Linked DNA regions of Mus musculus: all the other regions are linked to region 1. The links are chromatin loops, found by intact Hi-C in ENCODE. Cell type or tissue: left cerebral cortex. All regions are shown on one strand. Region 1 has its middle 27 kb from the start of Krt20. Region 2 has its middle 6.4 kb from the start of Krtap1-5. Region 3 has its middle 11 kb from the start of Krtap17-1. Region 4 overlaps Gm14206 (a long non-coding RNA gene).

Region 1 (2,500 bases):
TACTAGTTTTGGGGTTCTCCCACGTTGAAATCAGAAGTCCCTGTCCCTGTAACACTGCCTGTGTCTGCTCTGGCTCCAAGCCTCAGCTGCCACCTGACCTGTGTGGCACTGTCACCATGGGGAGCTCATGGTTCTGGTCACCTGATTTTCGTCTGCACCTGTTAGCAAGCACTGTTTGTCTGCTGACTCCCAGAGAGTGAGGGGATGGTAAAAGCATGACTTTAAATATCCTTTAACTTTTCCAGAAGCTTCTTATTAGGGCACCGGTGTTAAAAGGAAAAGAAGTCTCTTATATTGTAATGATCTCAGGGAGCTGAGTGGCCCAGTGTGTGTGTGTGTGTGTGTGTGTGTGTGTGTGTGTGTGTGTGTGAGAGAGAGAGAGAGAGAGAGAGAGAGAGAGAGAGAGAGAGAAAAGAAAGAGAGAAAGCTACTGAAAGTTTCTAGCTTATTCTCCAATCAGATGGGCTCAGAGGAGGCCCTGAACACATTGTGAGACCAGAGTGGCCATTTGTTTTCAATCACTGTGCCCACCAGGGAATAGGTTAAGCCTGCCCTGACATCACCCCTTCCCACTGACCTGGTCAGCTCTGTCCTTTGTGGATGGACTAACTATGATGAAGTAGAGTAATATGAAGCTGTCCTTATTATGGATTGGAGGGGACAGAACATCTGCTGTCTCATAGGGCTCCATTTATTTTGAGAAAGATCTTTGGCTAGAATTCCAGTTCAAATAACTGTTAAAGTGTTCCCTGTCACACACAGGACTTCATGTTCTGTGAGGTGGTGTCATGCAGGCTCAACGGAGATAAGAGAAGGCCTAGTTATGTCCTGGTGGCCATTTTTTGCCATCGTTCACAGGATACAGTCAGTATAATCCCTGAGGTCTTTTATGTGATGACATGGAGATTAATTTGACTTCAAATTTGCACCTTGAAGAAGGAAAAAGCGTGCCTTGCCTCTTTGGCCAGCAGGGGTCGCTCTTGCTCTTTCTCTCTAACAGAGGCTAACCTGAAGCAACCCCTTCCAGGTTGCTGGGGATAAAAAAAAAAAAAAAAAAAAAAAAAAAAAAAAAAAAAAAAATCCAGTTTCTGACTCACCTCCCGACCTTTTTACTCTGTTCAAATTAGCATCTTGCGAAAAACACCATGATGAGCAATAGTTGACCATGAGTCTGGAAAGGGATTGAAGAAAACTATACAGTTTTAAAAGAAAACTGCCCATGGTCTCTTTTGACTATTTAAAATTTTTGCCCTGGGTTAGCAGCAGGGATGGGGTGGAGTGGGGTGAGGAGAATGATTCAGACATTTTAAAAATCTTTTAAGTGATTGCACCAATTCTAACCTCTTTAGGTAGTCTGCAAAGTGCCTTTGCTTCCATTTAGTCGGCTGTGAAGGATCAAAGCCCCTTTTTGCTTTACTAAGAGATGGTCCACTTTTCCCAGGGCAGAGTTATTGAGAGAGGCCTAATTACCCTGCTGTGATTTTAACCCAGTTAGTTCTGCTCTCCCAACCACAGCAGAGGTTGGGACTCCTTTTCCGCAAAAGTTACAGGCCTGATGGTAATTTTTATTTTCATATATGTATGAATATATATGTATATGTATGCATATGTGTGTGTGTGTGTGTGTGTGTGTATGAACTGGCCTGGAACTCACTATGTCATTTTGTAGCCCAGGCTAGCCTCAGGCTCACAGTGATCCTTCTGTCTCTGCCTCCTGAAGACCAGGATTGTAGGCATGAGCCACTCATCACACCTGGTCCCTGGAGGTAAATATTTAAAAATCTCTGGGGTCAAAGAAACAGGTCTGTAACTCTGCCCTTGCACAATCTGTCATGGATGACATGTAAGTGGGTCACTGTGTCTTAACAAACGTTATGCCCACTTCAGTCACTCCTTCACCTACAGACACCTACAGATGTTCAAAACCAGTCAACACCCCTACCTAGCTGTTATTTTACATTCTTTATAAACAGGAACTCTATTCTAGTGAAGTCACTGATCAGATCCCCCCAGTTCAACCTCTTTCCTGGTGCCAAATGTCCCTAAGTGCATCCCTGTCAGCTGTCATCTCTCTGATTAGGAGTTTCCTGAGCTCGGTCTTATACACAAAGGCACAAAGGCTGACAACAGACCACGAGCGCAGGAGATCTTAGGAACCGGTGCTGCTGTAATTGTGAACTTGTGGTCTTTAAATCCATTGCCTCATTTCCTCCACATCTGAGAAGATCGATGCCCTCCTATAAAAGAACAGGCACCGACTGGCCTGAAATAGCCCAGGAAAATCTGGTGTGAGATTTCTCTTAGGAGCCGATCCAAGAACATTTTTCTTCTGCCCTTTGATCTGTTGAAAGATGCTCACGAGACTTGGATGCCTTAGAGACAGAAATACCAGGATGGGTTCTGATAAATGGTCCCACAGGGAGTCAGGGCTGGGGGAACGTCTGTGTGTACTGCTGGAGTTCAACAAACCTGCCTTTCTTTCACATGCTCGCTGTCTCTG
Region 2 (2,500 bases), 110 kb after region 1:
CTTCCATGCTTCAGTGGATGTGATGATTCACAGTCTCTGCCTTCAGAATTTCCCCAAATTGCTCTATGTCCTTTGACTTCTAAAAATGATTTTTGCCCATTGGCATTTAAAGAGCAGAGTGGGTTCTGGTTTCTTCTATTAGAGCTGTGGTTTGGGCATCTCAGGAGTCAACAGAGGGTCTTCCTGGATATTATCCTCTTCCTATAAGAAAGTTTCTATAGAAATGGGGAGATTTCTTAGCTACCACGTTCAGTGGGGCTGGCAATCTTTCTAGTGTCTAAACTAGATTCAGTATTGCCCGAATGTGATTCCCTAGGTGTTTTCTCTAAAGTAGAGACTAATATGTTCCATGTTCCCCACAATCAGCTCTGACGAGCAACCAAAAGGAGTGAGTGTAAGTCTGAGTGAATAGTTCACTAAATAATTTTAATTTTTTTAAAGGAGGCAAATGTAACAGGGCTTAGTCAGGAGACATGAACTACACACATGATTTGCATTGAATTAATTTAAAACAATTTTTAACTAAGTTGTTGGTTAGGTGATTAAAAAGGTTTAAAGAAACTCCTACGACATCATAAGTTTAGTAAATGCAGAACATGTGCATTTTAAAAGAAAGAAGGAAAAAAGAAAGAAGGAAAAAGAAAACATACAGAGTTAGAGAGGATGTTACCCTGAAGAGTGAAACGCATTTTGGGAAAGGTGTGGCAGGCTTAGCTCGTGTCATGGGCTGAAAAGAGCAGTGGAGTTAGTTCTATAGAGTGGAGAGAACTACAAATGGAACCCAGGTACTGCCAGGGCAAGGATGCGTGCCTGCTGGATCGAGGCAGCGAATCTGAGGTGATAACGCTGGCACCAGCTGACAAAGGAGTAAGCAGAAAACAGTAAAGAGGAAGGGACAGGACCCTACTCTGCAGACGGCGCGGTTTTCCTCTCTTGCCCCCTAGTGGTCAAGTCTAGCACAGCCACTGGCAGAGCAACAAAGAGGTTTACTGAGTACCACTACAGGCATCTCAGAGATTGCCACAGAGGTCAGAATGGAGGAGCTGAGAAATTCAAGACAGTCATCCTTAGATATCCTGAATCTCCACACATCATTGACTTCTAGTTTCTTTTCTCTCTCTAAATTACATCTATCTTCTACCTATCTGTCTGTCTATCTGTCTTAGTCTCTCTCCTCCCCCCCCCCCGCCCCCTCCTATCCTGTTTATGTGTGAGTATGCACTTGTGGAGGTCAGAAGACAACTTTCAGGAGTCGATTCTCTCCTTCCACTGTGTGGCTCCTGGAGCTCAAACACAGGTTGTCAAGCCTGGGTGTCAAGTACATTGTCTGCTGAGCTATCTCACTGGCTCTCTGGCTTTCTTTTTGAGACAGGGTTTCACACTGTAGACCAGGCTGGCCTGAAACTCAAAGCAGTTTTTCTGATTGAGCTTTTGGAGGGCTGAGATGACAGGCCTGACTCTGTTCCTTACGTCATTGCCTCTTCCTAAAGTGGTACTCATGTTTGTATTGTATTGTATTGTATTGTATTGTATTGTATTATTTTGTTTTGTTTTGTTTTACATATGCCTGTCTTGTGCACATGTACATATGTGTGAGTGTATGTGGAGACCAGAGGTTAATGTGGAGTGTCTGCCTTTACCACACTTCATCTTATTTTTTGAGACAAAGATCTCTTACTGAAAGTGAAACTCAAATAGACTGGCTGGCCAGTAAGCCTATCCTATGTCAGCCATATATATATACAACATTATATAATATATAATGATTGTCTAATAATACATTATAGACACGTATATTAGAGCTAAGGGTTCCAGAAACTTATGTTGGAGTTGGGTCTGGTGATGCAGGTTAATAAGCCCAGTGGGCAGTGAATGAAGGAATCTTAGTCTTCAGCTGAAACACGGTGGTCTACGGTCTGTCTCCTCAGTCTGTGGATGTTTAATAGAAATAACCACATTTGACAACTGTGACAATTCCCACGTTTGTGCACAGACCCAAAGAACAAATTTCAGCCAAATGACAAGAAGTAGAAGGCCTTAGTAGGAGCTGCTTGCTGTTCCCTCAGGTATTAGGATAATCAATCCAGAATTTTGACAGTTGAGAGGGCAATCCTTGAAGATGGATACCATTACGAAGGACATGAAACTAGCCAGGATGCTGGTACATTACCCATTTAGCTCACATTTTTTTCCTTCTGAGCAGACCAATTTGGGAGAGTAATAAAATAACTGTATACTATTATCTTAAAGTCATTCAGCTAGTGACCCCAATTGGCTCCGATATCCAAGATGAGTATTTCTAATGGGATGAATTAACCCAGAGTGCAACTGAAAATGCTGTTTGGAAACATCCATCCTCACATCAGGGTATAGCTTGTCTTGACCCAGTGCGATTAAACAGTAGCCTTCCTTTTATTGCCTCAGGACTATACCAGCCCTCCTGCTCTGTCATAATGTACACTGCAGGAACTTAGTCACTGAGACCTTCCACTCGCTCTAT
Region 3 (2,500 bases), 540 kb after region 1:
TATTTAAATATATTTCATTATTAGTGCATCAACTTCATAACTATTATTTCCCACAACTGAAATCAGAAAGAGAGAGAGAGAGAGAACACTTCCCTTAGGGAATTATCTATTTCTGCCAATTTTTCTACTAAGCTATTTATCTTTCCTAACTAATTTATAGGAACTTATTTTATGTGAAGTATGTTTCATTTTTCATTATGTCAAATATGTTTCAAAATTTTCCCCAGAGGGCCATTTGTGTCTGTGGTCTCTTTAAGGACAGAGTTTTCTTTTTTGTCGACAAATCTATCTTTCCTTTCTTGTCCTGTTATGTTTTGAAAGCCATTTTCCATATCCAAATCAGATGAGAGACTCTTTATGTGTTTCTTGTTTTTATGGTTGCATTTTTATACTTAGTCATGATACATATCATGAATTAATTCTGGTGTGTGGCAGACACCGTGGTTTTCCTTGTTGAAGAAATTCATATTTAAAATGAGTAAATCTAATTCTAAAAGTCATTTTTAAAATAAGCATGCCCACTCTGTCGGCCTTAATCAGAGACTCCTCTTTTTCCAGTGAACAGCACATATAGAGACTCATGGTCGCACTGGATACTGAGGCTAAGTAGCAGATGAGTGGTCTGCCTTCAGGAACATCTGTATCTTCCCTTCTAACACTCAAGGAACATTGTTGCAGAAGAGCGTGGGAGAATGTCATAGCAGAAGACAAGGAGAAGGCGTGCAAAATGTCATCCTCTGGGCAACACACACCACACTGCAATTGCAGCCACAATGTTGCAGCAGGTCGGGTCTCTGCAAAAAAAATGAGATTGGGGCTGGAGAGATGGCTTGGCAGTTTATGGCATTGGTTGTCTTGGCAGAGGACCCAGCTTCGTTCACAATCTTCAGTAACTCCAGTTCCAGGTGATCTGACACCCTTTTCTGACCTCTGTGGGAACCACTCCTGAAAAGTATAGACATATACACAGGCAAAATACTTGTACATGTAAAATGAAATAATTTTTTGAATAAATTAAATAAGATTGTCAACAGTCAAGCATGGTAAAAAAGGGGGCTCAAGGGCTCCATCTCATACTAATGAGCAATTGCTACTGACAGATGAAGCGGAGGAGTCATTGCCTTCAGCTGTGTAACCACTGGTGCTCGCACGCGCGCGCACACACACACACACACACACACACACACACACACACACACACACACACAAACGCACGCACGCACACAGCCAGGCTCCAATGAATAGTTACAAACAGATGCTAACACAGATGGATCTTGATAAACTAAACAGGTCACAAAACAAGACAAAAAGTTATCAATCAGGACAGGGAAGGGTTAACAAGGATACGAGTGTGCTAAGAGAGTATATGAGAGTTATCATAATACATACACATGTATGAAAATGTCAAAGGAAAAATTTGGTTTTAAAAAAAAAAAAGAGAGTAAGCATGCCCTCTATTCTGGCGGCCTCTAGTGTTCGTCTACTGACATTGCATACACAGCATCCGGCCCAGACTGCTCTGGGCAATTTATAGGTAGGCGTTGCCTCTGGTGTTCAAGTTTTACAATTGGTGGTAGGAAGGTGGTTGTGGTGGCATTCTTTCTTGGGTTTTGTCCTTTATTTCTTTTGTAAATCCCTCATGCTAGGCAAGCATTCAATCACAAGGCCACCTCAGGCCATCTCATTTTGTATATAAGTAAACTAAGGCTCTCGGAGATCAAATTCTTTAACTAGAAGATACAAAGCTTGGACTGGAGTCCATGTCTGCCTGCTCCTGAAGTCATCCTCCTTTCTCACATTCTTCCCTTAACTACAGAAATTGTCTTAAGGAAGGTCTTGTTATTATAATATCCTTACGTCATGTTTAGGTTGACACAAATACACACATGCACACACACCAGGGCTGTTTTATTCACCAATTGACAGTGGTTAGTGTATATAGTGCATTCAATAAGTTTCTGCTAAATGAAATCATCATTGAATGGGAGTTGACTTTTTACTTACAGATCAGCTAGAAGATTGTAGGTGCTGGTCACACTCCCTCCCTCACTGGTCAGTGCACACTTAATCTTAGATGAGGACTGGTGCTTTGCTATAAAATGTTTTGTGCCAATAGAAATGTTCTGCTAATGGGCTGTGTGTGTGTGTGTGTGTGTGTGTGTGTGTGTGTGTGCGTGCGCGCGCGCGCGTGCGCGCACCCCTCCACTGGACACTTGAAATGCATCTAGTGATTGGGAAACTGAATTTTTATCTTTGCTTAGACTTAATACATTTGTATCGAGTGATCACCCACATGTATATATGGAGCTGGTGGCAAACTCAAACATGTCAGATATATGTATGGTAGGCTGAGATATTTGGAAATAACCCACATGCTACAAACAACTAAATGCGCTGTTTATTTCTAAATCTAAATCGTTTTAAAAGCATCGAAGAGCAGGCAACACAGTGTGTGTACTGAACCATTGTCGCGAGAAATGAAGAGAAGTGCTCAGAGAGC
Region 4 (2,500 bases), 820 kb after region 1:
GAAGGGCCCTCCTCCATAATCTCCATTGTCCCCACAGCCATTAAGGAACAGCCCCCAAGCCCCAAGCTCAGCTAGGAAGAGAGCTGTGCCCACCAACCAGTCCTGTGGAAGCCTCTAGATCTTTGTGGCAGGAGAGTGAGCTGTGTCTGGTCCTAACAACTCCAGCTTAAAACAGACAAGGAATCTCCTCCTACAGGCCGTCCAGGGAAGTAAGAGAGTGGGGCGGAGCCCTGGATTATAACAACCAGGAACTTTCTAAAAAGGCTGTCTGACTCTCAACAGACTCTGGAGTCTAGAGAAAAACCTCCAGGGCAGACCAGAGGGGGTCTTTATGTTCCTGGGGGGTGTTTCAAAGTCGCTGAGAGACAGAAAAGAATAGAAGCTGAACAGGCAGGTACCTGACCAGGAAGCTGAAGGGACAGTGTGGAGTCCCGCCCCACCTCGTCCCAAGGTCCTCTTGCCCTAAAAGGGAAGCCATTTGGCCTCTAGGCTCCAGCATCTTTCCATTCTTGGAAAGAACGCATTACAGAGTGCAACCTAAGCTTCAATCCTGTAGCTAGAGCACCATCTGCTGGTAATTTGCGGTACTGCACCCTTGTTCACAAAGACACAGAAGAAATTCAGGAGGATGCTGGACCACATATCTGTCAGCTGCCTCTTCAGACCCCTTCCCTGGAGTCTGGGTCAGCTCATCTCCCTCATTATACAACTCCCTAGTATGCCACCCCCCGACTCTCCCACTGCACCAAGCCCCAGTTGGGCCACTGTGTCCATTGTCCCACGCGTCACTCCTTTCCTACCCCTTAGGCTCCTCTATGAAACTGCTCACCCCAAGGCCAGCTTCGAGTTTGGGGATCCCTGGGTCAGTCCCTATTCTTCAAGAGGAGTACTCTCTTCCTACTGAAAATTCTTTAACAGCAGCAGCTGTTATTGGTGTGCATGCCACACAGGGTGTGACCCCCCAAAACTGGGAACCCGATACAAACCAATGAAAGAAACGGCTATGCGCACACCTACATGGCTACCCTACATGCACATCCAAGCATGTTCTGCATGTGTGGATGAACAGCAAGAGGGTCTCACTGGATGAGCCAGATAGGCTCTTTGTCACCTAGGCTGGAGCTAAGAGGCTCGAATCTCTGATCGTGCGCCTGCAGAGGGCAGCACTGAGCTGCTCGGGGCTAGCTGGACAGACACCGCGGTTGTTTTGACCTCAGACCTGGGAATGGCTTCTGCTCACTAACTCCAGGGCCATGAGGATAGGGGAAGGGCCCATGTCGAAAGATTTAGTGTCTGAGGTCCTGGAGAAATGGCTCAGCAGTTAAGAGCATGTTTTTCCTTCCCAAGTTCAGTCCCTAGCACCCATAGTAGGTAGCTCACAATCACTTGGAAGTCCAGCTCCAGGGAATTCAATATGTCTAGCCTCTGTGGGCACTTCACTTGCACATTCTCACACAAAGACAGACAGACAGACACACACACACACATTCATGTGATTTCAAATTAAATTGATTTTTTTAAGTTTGAGTGTCTAATAACACATAGTAGATTCTATGCCTTTATTGGGGATATAAGATTGTGAGGTATGGGTCTGTGCGTCATGTGTAACGTGTGCACACATATACATTTCAGAATGCATGCTAGTGCAAGGTCCTGTGATTCTATGTCTTAAATCCTACATACATTTTGTCAGTATTATTTTGACTCTCTTCCATGTTGCGTTTTTAAAGAGAAAGAAAGAAAGAAAGAAAGAAAGAAAGAAAGAAAGAAAGAAAGAAAGAAAAAGAAAGAAAGAAAGAAAGAAAGAAAGAAAGAAAGAAAGAAAGAAAGGAAGGAAGGAAGGAAGGAAGGAAGGAAGGAAGGAAGAAAGAAGGAAAGAAAGAAAGGCCTCAAAGTTCTCACTAGAATGTGGAAACTCCCCTGGGGGGCGGGGGTTGAGCCTGCAGTTCCCTGGAATTTCCCAGAATTCATAGAAAGACTCTGGGTTTCACTTACATTGACTATAACCTTAGAGGAGAGGTGGGCCTGAGTCCAAGTTCAGCACTTCCCCAACGCAAGTGGCTAGTTCACACAGGTGCACATGCAACTCACCTTCACAGAGCTTGCACACAAATGCACACCTACACAGCCCACACATACATTTGCACACGGCTACCATATGGACTCACACATTCAACCTCATTCAAGTCTAATCACATGCCCTTGCACTAGTGCGTGCACGTGGCACACAGACACATACCTCACAGCCCTGCATCCTCAGGTCCACACACAGCCACACTCTAAGCTTAGACACATGCTCTCACATGCTCATAGACAATCGCACATGCGCACACAACCTCACACTGACACACAGTCACACTTGTCTCATGTGTGCACACTTTTGCCCTGTACACTTGCCCGTGCTTTCAGTCCTACAACCTCTTCATTGTCACATTACACACTCGTTCACACTCACACAAAGCCGCCATTGCCACTATAGTAAAAAAAAAAAAAAAAAAAC

What was found. A loop is a pair of places that touch in the nucleus more often than their neighbours do. Peaks named below come from ENCODE experiments on the same cell type or tissue, not always from the same donor. Only the 100,000 strongest peaks of a DNase experiment are listed, where the experiment ranks them.
Region 2: it touches region 1 in a loop (9-fold over the local background); 15 of 42 quality-filtered maps call a loop at or near these places.
Region 3: it touches region 1 in a loop (16-fold over the local background); 26 of 42 quality-filtered maps call a loop at or near these places.
Region 4: it touches region 1 in a loop (10-fold over the local background); 36 of 42 quality-filtered maps call a loop at or near these places.

Annotation. Positions count from the first base shown.
Region 1 is chr11:99,464,016-99,466,515 of GRCm38, forward strand. No RefSeq gene overlaps it. Among named protein-coding and RNA genes, the nearest start is that of Krt20, 27 kb to the left of the region's middle. In left cerebral cortex, a CTCF peak has its summit at 968 (motif pointing right); DNase peaks (open chromatin) are centred at 969 and 1,269; H3K27ac peaks cover 826 bases.
Region 2 is chr11:99,573,378-99,575,877 of GRCm38, forward strand. No RefSeq gene overlaps it. Among named protein-coding and RNA genes, the nearest start is that of Krtap1-5, 6.4 kb to the right of the region's middle. In left cerebral cortex, a CTCF peak has its summit at 949 (motif pointing left); a DNase peak (open chromatin) is centred at 945.
Region 3 is chr11:100,003,521-100,006,020 of GRCm38, forward strand. No RefSeq gene overlaps it. Among named protein-coding and RNA genes, the nearest start is that of Krtap17-1, 11 kb to the left of the region's middle. In left cerebral cortex, a CTCF peak has its summit at 1,485 (motif pointing left); DNase peaks (open chromatin) are centred at 701 and 1,483.
Region 4 is chr11:100,281,620-100,284,119 of GRCm38, forward strand. The region is part of intron 1 of Gm14206 (a long non-coding RNA gene); the gene reads right to left. Among named protein-coding and RNA genes, the nearest start is that of Krt42, 13 kb to the left of the region's middle. In left cerebral cortex, CTCF peaks have their summits at 566 (motif pointing left) and 1,153 (motif pointing right); DNase peaks (open chromatin) are centred at 249, 570 and 1,160.